Regions from separate parts of the Homo sapiens genome. Here region 2 is linked to region 1. Evidence: chromatin contacts called from ENCODE Hi-C or POLR2A ChIA-PET data. All regions are on one chromosome and are shown on one strand. Each heading gives the region's core, a stretch centred on a gene start or an enhancer-like site at or near the end of the contact. The rest is flanking DNA. Distances are from core to core; before and after follow the strand shown. Region 1 overlaps SFI1 (SFI1 centrin binding protein). Region 2 overlaps DEPDC5 (DEP domain containing 5, GATOR1 subcomplex subunit).

The links. A loop is a pair of places that touch in the nucleus more often than their neighbours do. ChIA-PET counts read pairs that join two places held with the same protein, here RNA polymerase II (POLR2A). Pooled maps may share reads with other maps.
Region 2: a pooled map shows a loop between it and region 1 (2.4-fold over the local background). The contact joins two enhancer-like sites. A Hi-C loop is called at or near these places in 1 of 50 pooled maps. POLR2A ChIA-PET finds 5 or more read pairs at or near these places in 4 of 52 experiments (Caco-2, activated B cell, activated CD4-positive, alpha-beta T cell and 1 more).

The regions. Positions count from the first base shown.
Region 1 is chr22:31,535,100-31,539,154 of GRCh38, forward strand. The region is part of intron 4 of SFI1 (SFI1 centrin binding protein); the gene reads left to right. It also overlaps the pseudogene RPS26P59. Among named protein-coding and RNA genes, the nearest start is that of SFI1, 41 kb to the left of the region's middle. Within about 2 kb of position 2,197, at least 2 of the 41 ENCODE cell types and tissues checked have a DNase peak (open chromatin) inside an H3K27ac peak, as active enhancers do.
Region 2 is chr22:31,788,876-31,792,458 of GRCh38, forward strand. It overlaps DEPDC5 (DEP domain containing 5, GATOR1 subcomplex subunit), which reads left to right. Exons shown (of 43, transcript NM_001242896.3): 11 at 3,158-3,227. Among named protein-coding and RNA genes, the nearest start is that of DEPDC5, 37 kb to the left of the region's middle. RefSeq lists an enhancer at 1,680-1,739. Within about 2 kb of position 1,432, at least 2 of the 41 ENCODE cell types and tissues checked have a DNase peak (open chromatin) inside an H3K27ac peak, as active enhancers do.

The DNA.
Region 1 (4,055 bases), core at 947-3,446:
CAGGTGATCTGCCCAACTCAGCCTCCCAAAGTGCCGGGATTACAGGCATGAGCCACGGTGCCCGGCCTCAAATGCTTTTTTATTGCTTTTTTTTTTTTTTTTTTGAGACATAGTGTTGCTTGCTCCGTTGCCCAGGCTGGAGTGCAATGACGCGATCTCGGCTCACTGTAACCTCTGCCTTCCGGGTTCAAGCGATTCTCCTGCCTAAGCCTCCCAAATAGCTGGGATTACAGATGCGTGCTACCACACCCAGCTAGTTTTTGTATTTTTAGTAGAGACAGCATTTCACCATGTTGATCAGGCTGGTCTCGAACTCCTGACCTTGTGATCCGCCCGCCCTCAACCTCCCAAAGTGTTTGGATTACAGGCATGAGCCACCGCGCCTGACCTTTTTTTTGTTTTTTCTTTTTTTTCTTTTTGCTGAGACAGAGTCTCGCTCTGTTGCCCAGGCTGGAGTGCAGTGGCGCGATCTTGGCTCACTGCAACCTCTGCCTCCTAGATTCAAGCAATTCTACTGCCTCTCCTGCCTCTGCCTCAGCCTCCCAAGTGGCTGGGATTACAGACGTGCACCACCATGCCCGGCTAATTTTATTGCTTATTTTTATGTGAAATTAGTTTTCCTGAATTTTAGTTTTTAAATTTATATGTCTTTATATATTTTTTAGAGACGAGGTCTCGCTGTATTGCCCTGCAGTGGTGTGATCATAGCTCACTGCAGCCTTGAACTCATGGGCTCAATTAATCCTTCTGCCTCTGCCTCCCAAGTAGCTGAGACTGTAGGCACAAGCCACCACACCTGCCTTATTATACTGAACTTTTAGAGTGAGTCAAGGTTCGGTTAAGTTTTACTAATTTCATAGAACTCCTTCTTCTGTTGTTTTTGTTTAGGGTTCAAAAATATAGTGGCTTTTTTAATGGGGTATCCTGGTTTTGTTCCCTTACCACACTTGGTCTGGATTTTCTTTTTCCTTGTCTCTTTTGACCCTCTCCTGCTCAAATTTTTTTCTACCCGTGGCTGTTTCTCCTCCATATGAAGCCCTGTCCTAGAAGGGTACCCTGGCAGATGAGTTTTGAGATTCCCTAGGGGCTGGACTGCTCTAGCTGTTTCAGTTCTTATGTGAGCCCTCGTGCTGGAGAGGATAAAACTCATAGTTTCAGCTGCTGGTCTTAAATTGGGCCTCTGTACCTTCCAACAACAGCTCATTGGCTATTTTAGGGTTCTCCTGTTGTTAGGTTCCTCAGATGCTACTCGGGGATCCAAAGATTGAAAACTGTGTTGCTACCTCCACTATTTTCCTAAAATCCGTTTTATTTATTTATTTATTTTTTGAGACGAAGTTTTGCTCTTGTTGCCCAGGCTGGAGTGCGGTGGCACGATCTTGGCTCACTGCAACCGCCACCTTCTGGGCTCAAGCAATTCTCCTGCCTCCGCCTCCTGAGTAGCTGGGATTAAAGGTGCACGCCACCATGCTCTGCTAATTTTTTGTGTTTTTAGTAGAGACGGGGTTTCACCCTGTTGGCCAGAGTGGTCTCAAACTCCTGACCTCAAGTGATCCACCTGCCTTGGCCTCCCAAAATGCTGGGATTACAGGCATATGCCACCATGCCCGGCCCTAAAATCTATTTTTTACTCAATTTTATTTATCTATATTTGACCCATATTTGACTGGGAACCTCTTTTCAAATAATGCCTTCCAAGTCCTTGGGAAATGCTGATTGTATGTTAGAAGTACATTGACTCTAAGAGAAAGCCTAACAATGGCTGAAACAAATTGAGATTTGTTTTTTCTGTTTTTTGTTTTTTTTTTTAAAATTAACTTTTTTTTTACCTTTAGAGACAGGGTCTCACTATGTTTTCCAGGCTGGTCTTGAACTCCTGCACTCAAGCGATCCTCCCTGCTCTGCCTCCCAAAGTGTTAGGATTACAGGCATGAGGGGATTTACTTCTTTTTTTTTAACAAGCCACCTGGAGATTGGCAGTTACTGGTATTGCTTCAGCTGTTCAGTGATGTCGTTTTAGACTCAGGCTTCTAGTACCTTTCTAGTTCAACATCCTTAGCACATTGGCCCTTTGTCCTCATAGGTAACACTTCGTAGTTGCAAGATGACTATTCTAGCTTTACACAGGAAGGTGGGGGTAAGGGTGGCGTCAGTTTGATCTCTTTATCAGGAAAGAAAACTTCCCTGGAAGTTCCCCACTGCATTCTGCTTCTGCCTCATTGGCCAGAGCTTTGTCACCGGCCACCTTTAGCTACAGAGGAGGTTTGGAAAGAAATCTTTCTGGCCTCTGTAGTGGATACTTACGAGAAAAAGGGCTTGGCAGTGGGTGTTGGGTTAGCCAGTGACTGCTAGCTAACCTGCTACATTGCTTTAAAACATTCGCATTATGCTGTTTTTCATGTCTTCGCTCTTCAGTGGTAGGCGGGTGTAGAGGAAAGAATACTGGACTAGAATTAAGGAGACCTGAGCTTCGGTTCTAACCCAGGCCCTAGCTAATTGTTTGATCTGAGGATAGTTACGCCTGTAGGCCTCAGTTTTGCAAATTACAAAATGATAGAGTGAGAATATTTGTTTTCTAAGCAGCTACCAGAATTAGAATTCTGATACTGTGTTTCCATTGACTTAGAAATTTGTGAAGGGATAGTTATTTTCTAATATCTATATATCAATATCAAATATCAATCTGTTAAAATCAAGTAGGTTCTTTGTTACTTGGGGGAACATTGGGCATCCTGATCTTTGTTTTTAGGCTTTTTCCATACTGAGTTATTTATTTCTCAATTTTAGGAGTGTTAGGCGGGAATAATATCATACCACAAACTACAGAATAATGCCTTTATGTGCTTAGATAATGTTTTAGCTTTGTTTTTTGTTTGTTTGTTTGTTTTTGAGACCGAGTTTCACTCTTGTTGCCCAGGCTGGAGTGCAGTGACGCGATCTTGGCTCACTGCAACTTTCGCTTCCCGGGTTCAAGCAATTCTCCTGCCTCAGCCTGCCAAGTAGCTGGGACCACAGGCATGCGCCACCATGGCCGGCTATTTTTTGTATTTTTAGTAGAGACGGGGTTTCACCATGTTGGTCTCGAACTCCTAACCTCAGATGATCCACCCACCTCAGCCTCCCAAAGTGCTGGGATTACAGGCATGGGCCACTGCACCCAGCCTTAACCTTTTTTTTTTTTTTTTAAGTACAATTTCCATTTTATTTTTCTCTGGAGAATAATTTTTCTTCAGTCCTTAAGGACACAGTTTCTTAACGGGTTTTAGTGGGAGTCATGGGGCAACGCCTGCAGGTCGAAATGGAGGTGTGGGTATTCAGTCCTAGCAGCCTTCATGAGATTGATTTCTAACTACTTTGCTGTGAATGGCACAACTCACATATTAAGGTAGCTTCATATATGGCTTGGGTAGCACCTAGGCATCAAAGATCCTCACTTCAGAAATGTCCCTGACTGCTGCAGCCTCTACTGTGTTTCAAATGATGAATTTCTCCTGTTTTTGTTAAAGTCACTACATTTGCTAAAATCAATGATGAATTCCTAAACTTTCTTTAACTTGACCTACCAGGTAGCATTAGAGAGTCCATCATTTCCTTCTTCTAGAATACCTTTCTTCTCCCAGGTTCTAGTTACCATCCTCTTGTGTTTTTTCTCCTACCTGTTTGACTGCCCCTTCTAACTCTCCTTTGTTGATTCTTCCTCATCTGAATATCCCAACACCTAGTCTTTGCACTGCTTCTCTAGCTGCCTCACAACCAAAATCTCATTAAATCTCACAGTGATTCTCAGATGTGTATGCCCAGCCAAGACCTCTGCCTTGAAACTCTGGACTTTTACGTACGTGACAACTCCACTGGGTGTCACACCATAGTATGCCCGAAACTGAAATCGTCATCCTCCCCCTCTCAGTGAGTGGAAACTCCATCCTTCCAAGTGCTCAGGTCAGAAATGGTGAAGTCATCCTTCACACCTCTTGTTCTTTCACACCCCAATTTAAAATGCCATATGCCAAAATCATGTTGCTTCAACCTTCAAAATGCATTCAGAATCCAGCCAC
Region 2 (3,583 bases), core at 182-2,681, 250 kb after region 1:
CCATATTCTTTATTTTATTTATTTATGTATTTTTAGAGACAGTCTCGCTCTGTCGCCCAGACTGGAGTGCAGTGCTGCGATCTCGAACATGGCTCACTGCAACTTCCACCTCCCAGGTACAAGCGATTCTCGTCCCTCAGCCTGCCAAGTAGCTGGGATTATAGGTGTGCGCCACCTTACCCTGCTAATTTTTGTATTTTTAGTAGTGATGTGGTTTCACCATGTTGGCCAGGCTGGTCTCGAACTCCTGGCCTTAAGTGATCTCCCCACCTTGGCCTCCCAAAGTGCCGGATTATGGGCCTAGCCCGTATTCTTGACAGCATTATTCATATTAGCTAAAAAGTAGGATAACACAAATAACAAATGTCTGTCAGCTAAAGCATAGATAAATAAAATGTATATCCATACAATGTAGTATTATTCTGCTATAAAGAAGAATGAAGTACTAACACATGCTACAGCATAGATGAATCTTGAACACATGTTAAGTGAGAGAAGCCAGACATAGTGGATCAAATACAAATCATAAGATCTTATTTATATGAAATGTCCAGAATAGGTAAATATATAATATAGAGATTAGTGGTTGCCAGGGACTGAGGGTGGGGAGTGACTGTTTCATCAGTTTGGGATTTCCTGTTGGGGTGATGAAAATGTTTTGGATCCAAATAATGGTGATAGTTATACAACATTGTGAATGTATTAAATGTCACGATGGCAATATTTATATGTATTTTGCCACAATTAAAAAATTATTTCATTCGATTATCTCACCTTGATTTCACATGAAAACATTTTGATGAAAAAGTATTTGAAGTCACATTATGTAGTGTAAAAGAGTAGAGTTTGGATTAAGGCAGACTGGGTTTTAAATGATCTCATCAGCTTGCTTTTTTTTTTTTCTTTTTTGATTAAGAGACAGAGTCTTGCTATGCTGCTTAGGCTGGTCTTGAACTCCTGGGCTCCAGGGATCTTGTCACTTCATCCTCCTCAGTAGTTGGGACTACAGGCGCAGGCCACCATGCCTGGCTGATTAGCTTTTTGGTCTCCAAGGATTAGTCTCTGAGGCTCCATTTCTTCAGCTGCAAAATGGAGATAATAATAGACCCTCTCACCACATCACTTATGAGTTGAGACACTCCATGCCCATATCAGCCCATTGTGAGCCCGTTGTGTTTTCCTGTATATCACTTGCACTAAAATTAGATAAGGGTGCTGATTTTGGAGCTCTTGGACTCCCGTGAATTAATTGGCAGTCAGTGAAGGTCTGCTGTTTCCTAGCACTCTGCTCTGGGTACTGTGGCTTGTATTTAGGAATTTCTGTCCACTTGAGATACATCCATGAAATGTACATTATATTATGTGCCTTATATAGTGAGTGTTGAATTCTGTAGTCACTAAGCATACTTAAGATAAAGATGGGGTTGGTCAGTATAGGCTGTTGTCTTCAGAGACCCAGGAGGAACTGAAACTGCGCTTGCTAGCTAACTGTTGCAAGCCACTTTTGATGTTCATCTGTAAACACCCTACTTCTAGGATATTGATCTCCAGACTCCATGGAAATGTTTATTCTCATTAGTCCCTGTCCCTGTCCAAAGGTAGTTCTTTGCCTTGGCTTATACCGCTGAGTCCAGAGCAAACCCCACCCTCATCCTATGAGACTAGTAGGGTGTGGGAGTGCCTTTGATTCTTAAATCCACCACCATGGGTGCTGTTCTTGTTCCCTAGACCACAATTCTGCAGAAATTAAAAAACACTGTAGGCCTGGCATTGTGGCTCACGCCTGTAATCCCAGCACTTTGCCAAGGCAAGTGGATCACTTGAGCCCAGCCTGGGGATTATGATGAAACCCTATCTCTCTTTTTTTTTTTCTTTTTTTTTTTTTTTTTGAGACGGAGTCTCGCTCCGTCGCCCAGGCTGGAGTGCAATGGCACAGTCTTGGCTCACTGCAGTCTCCACCCCCTGGGTTCAAGTGATTATCCTACCTCAGCCTCCTGAGTAGCTGCAATTTCAGGCGCGTGCCACATTGCCTGGGTAATTTTCCTACTTTTAGTAGAGATGGAGTTTCGCCATGTTGGCCAGGCTGGTCTCGAACTCCTGACCTCAGGTGATCCACCCGCCTCAGCCTCCCAAAGCACCGGGATTGCAGGTTTGAGCCACCACGCCCAGCCGAAACCCTGTCTTTATAAAAAATGCAAAAATTATCTGGGCCTGGTGACGCGTGTCTGTAGTCCAGCTACTCGGGAACTGGGAGACAGTCACCATTACTTAATGCTGATTTGCAGTTTTCCAATCACTTTCCACATTCCTGGCACTTTAGATAACTTTCCTAAAGTCACATAGTGGCAAGTTTCAGGTTCAGGACTCCATCTAGGGCTTCTGACTCCCAGCAGTGCTCTGTCCCCTGCACTGCAGCCTATAATTACCTGAAGCTATTCAATACTGTGCACTGCTGCTGAGCCACCTGGATTAAGAATATTATGTGCAGCTGGGCCTCACACCTGTAATCCCAGCACTTTGGGAGGCCGAGGCAAGCAGATCACTTGAGGCCATGAGTTCGAGACCAGCCTGGCCAACATGGTGAAACCCTGTCTCTACTAAAAATACAAAAATTACCCAGGTGGCCCACCTGTAATCCTAGCTACTCTGGAGGCTGAGGCAGGAGAATTGCTTGAACCTGGGAGGTGGAGGCTGCAATGAGCCGAGATTGTGCCACTGCACTCCAGCCTGGGCAACTGAATGAGACTGCCTCAAAAAAAAAAAAAAAAAAGGGCTGGGCACAGTGGCTCACACCTGTAATCCCAGCACTTTGGGAGGCCAAGGCAGGCGGATCACGAGGTCAGGAGATCGAGACCATCTTGGCCAACATGGTGAAACCGCATCTCTACTAAAAATACAAAAATTAGCTGGGCATGGTGGCGTGCGTCTGTAGTCCCAGCTACTTGGGAGGCTGAGGCAGGAGAATTGCTTGAACCCAGGAGGCGGAGGTTGCAGTGAGCCAAGATAGCGCCACTGCACTCCAGCCTGGTGGCAGAGTAAGACTCCGTCTCAAAAAAAAAAAAAAAAAAAAAAAAAAGAATATTATATGCATGCAGTCTGCTTCATAGTGAAGTAAATGAAACAAACTTCAACCCTGTTGTTCTCTACTCATGCTTAGGAGAAGAACTGTAGTCATGAAGTGACAGTGGTCCTGTTTTCTAGAACTTTCTATGATGCAAAATCTGTTGGTGAGTAACTATTTCTCTCCTACAGTTATGTTTTTGTTAAGCTTCCCCCAACCCCACCCCAGCCATTTCCTTTCATTTTTTTCCTCGTTGCACTTTTCCACCCTTCCCATCTTTTCTGTTATGGGGACAGTGTAAAAGGGAAAGTAGCACAGTCCGTTAGTGGATGCAAGAGGTCTGTGGGCTGTGATTCATCTTAAAACCAACTTAATAGATAGACAGTTGGCTGGGTGCAGTGGCTCACGCCTGTAATCCCACGACTTTGGGAGGCTGAGGTGGGCGGATCACCTGAGGTCAGGAGTTGAAAACCAGCCTGGCCAACATGGTGAAACCCCATCTCTACTAAAAATACAAAAATT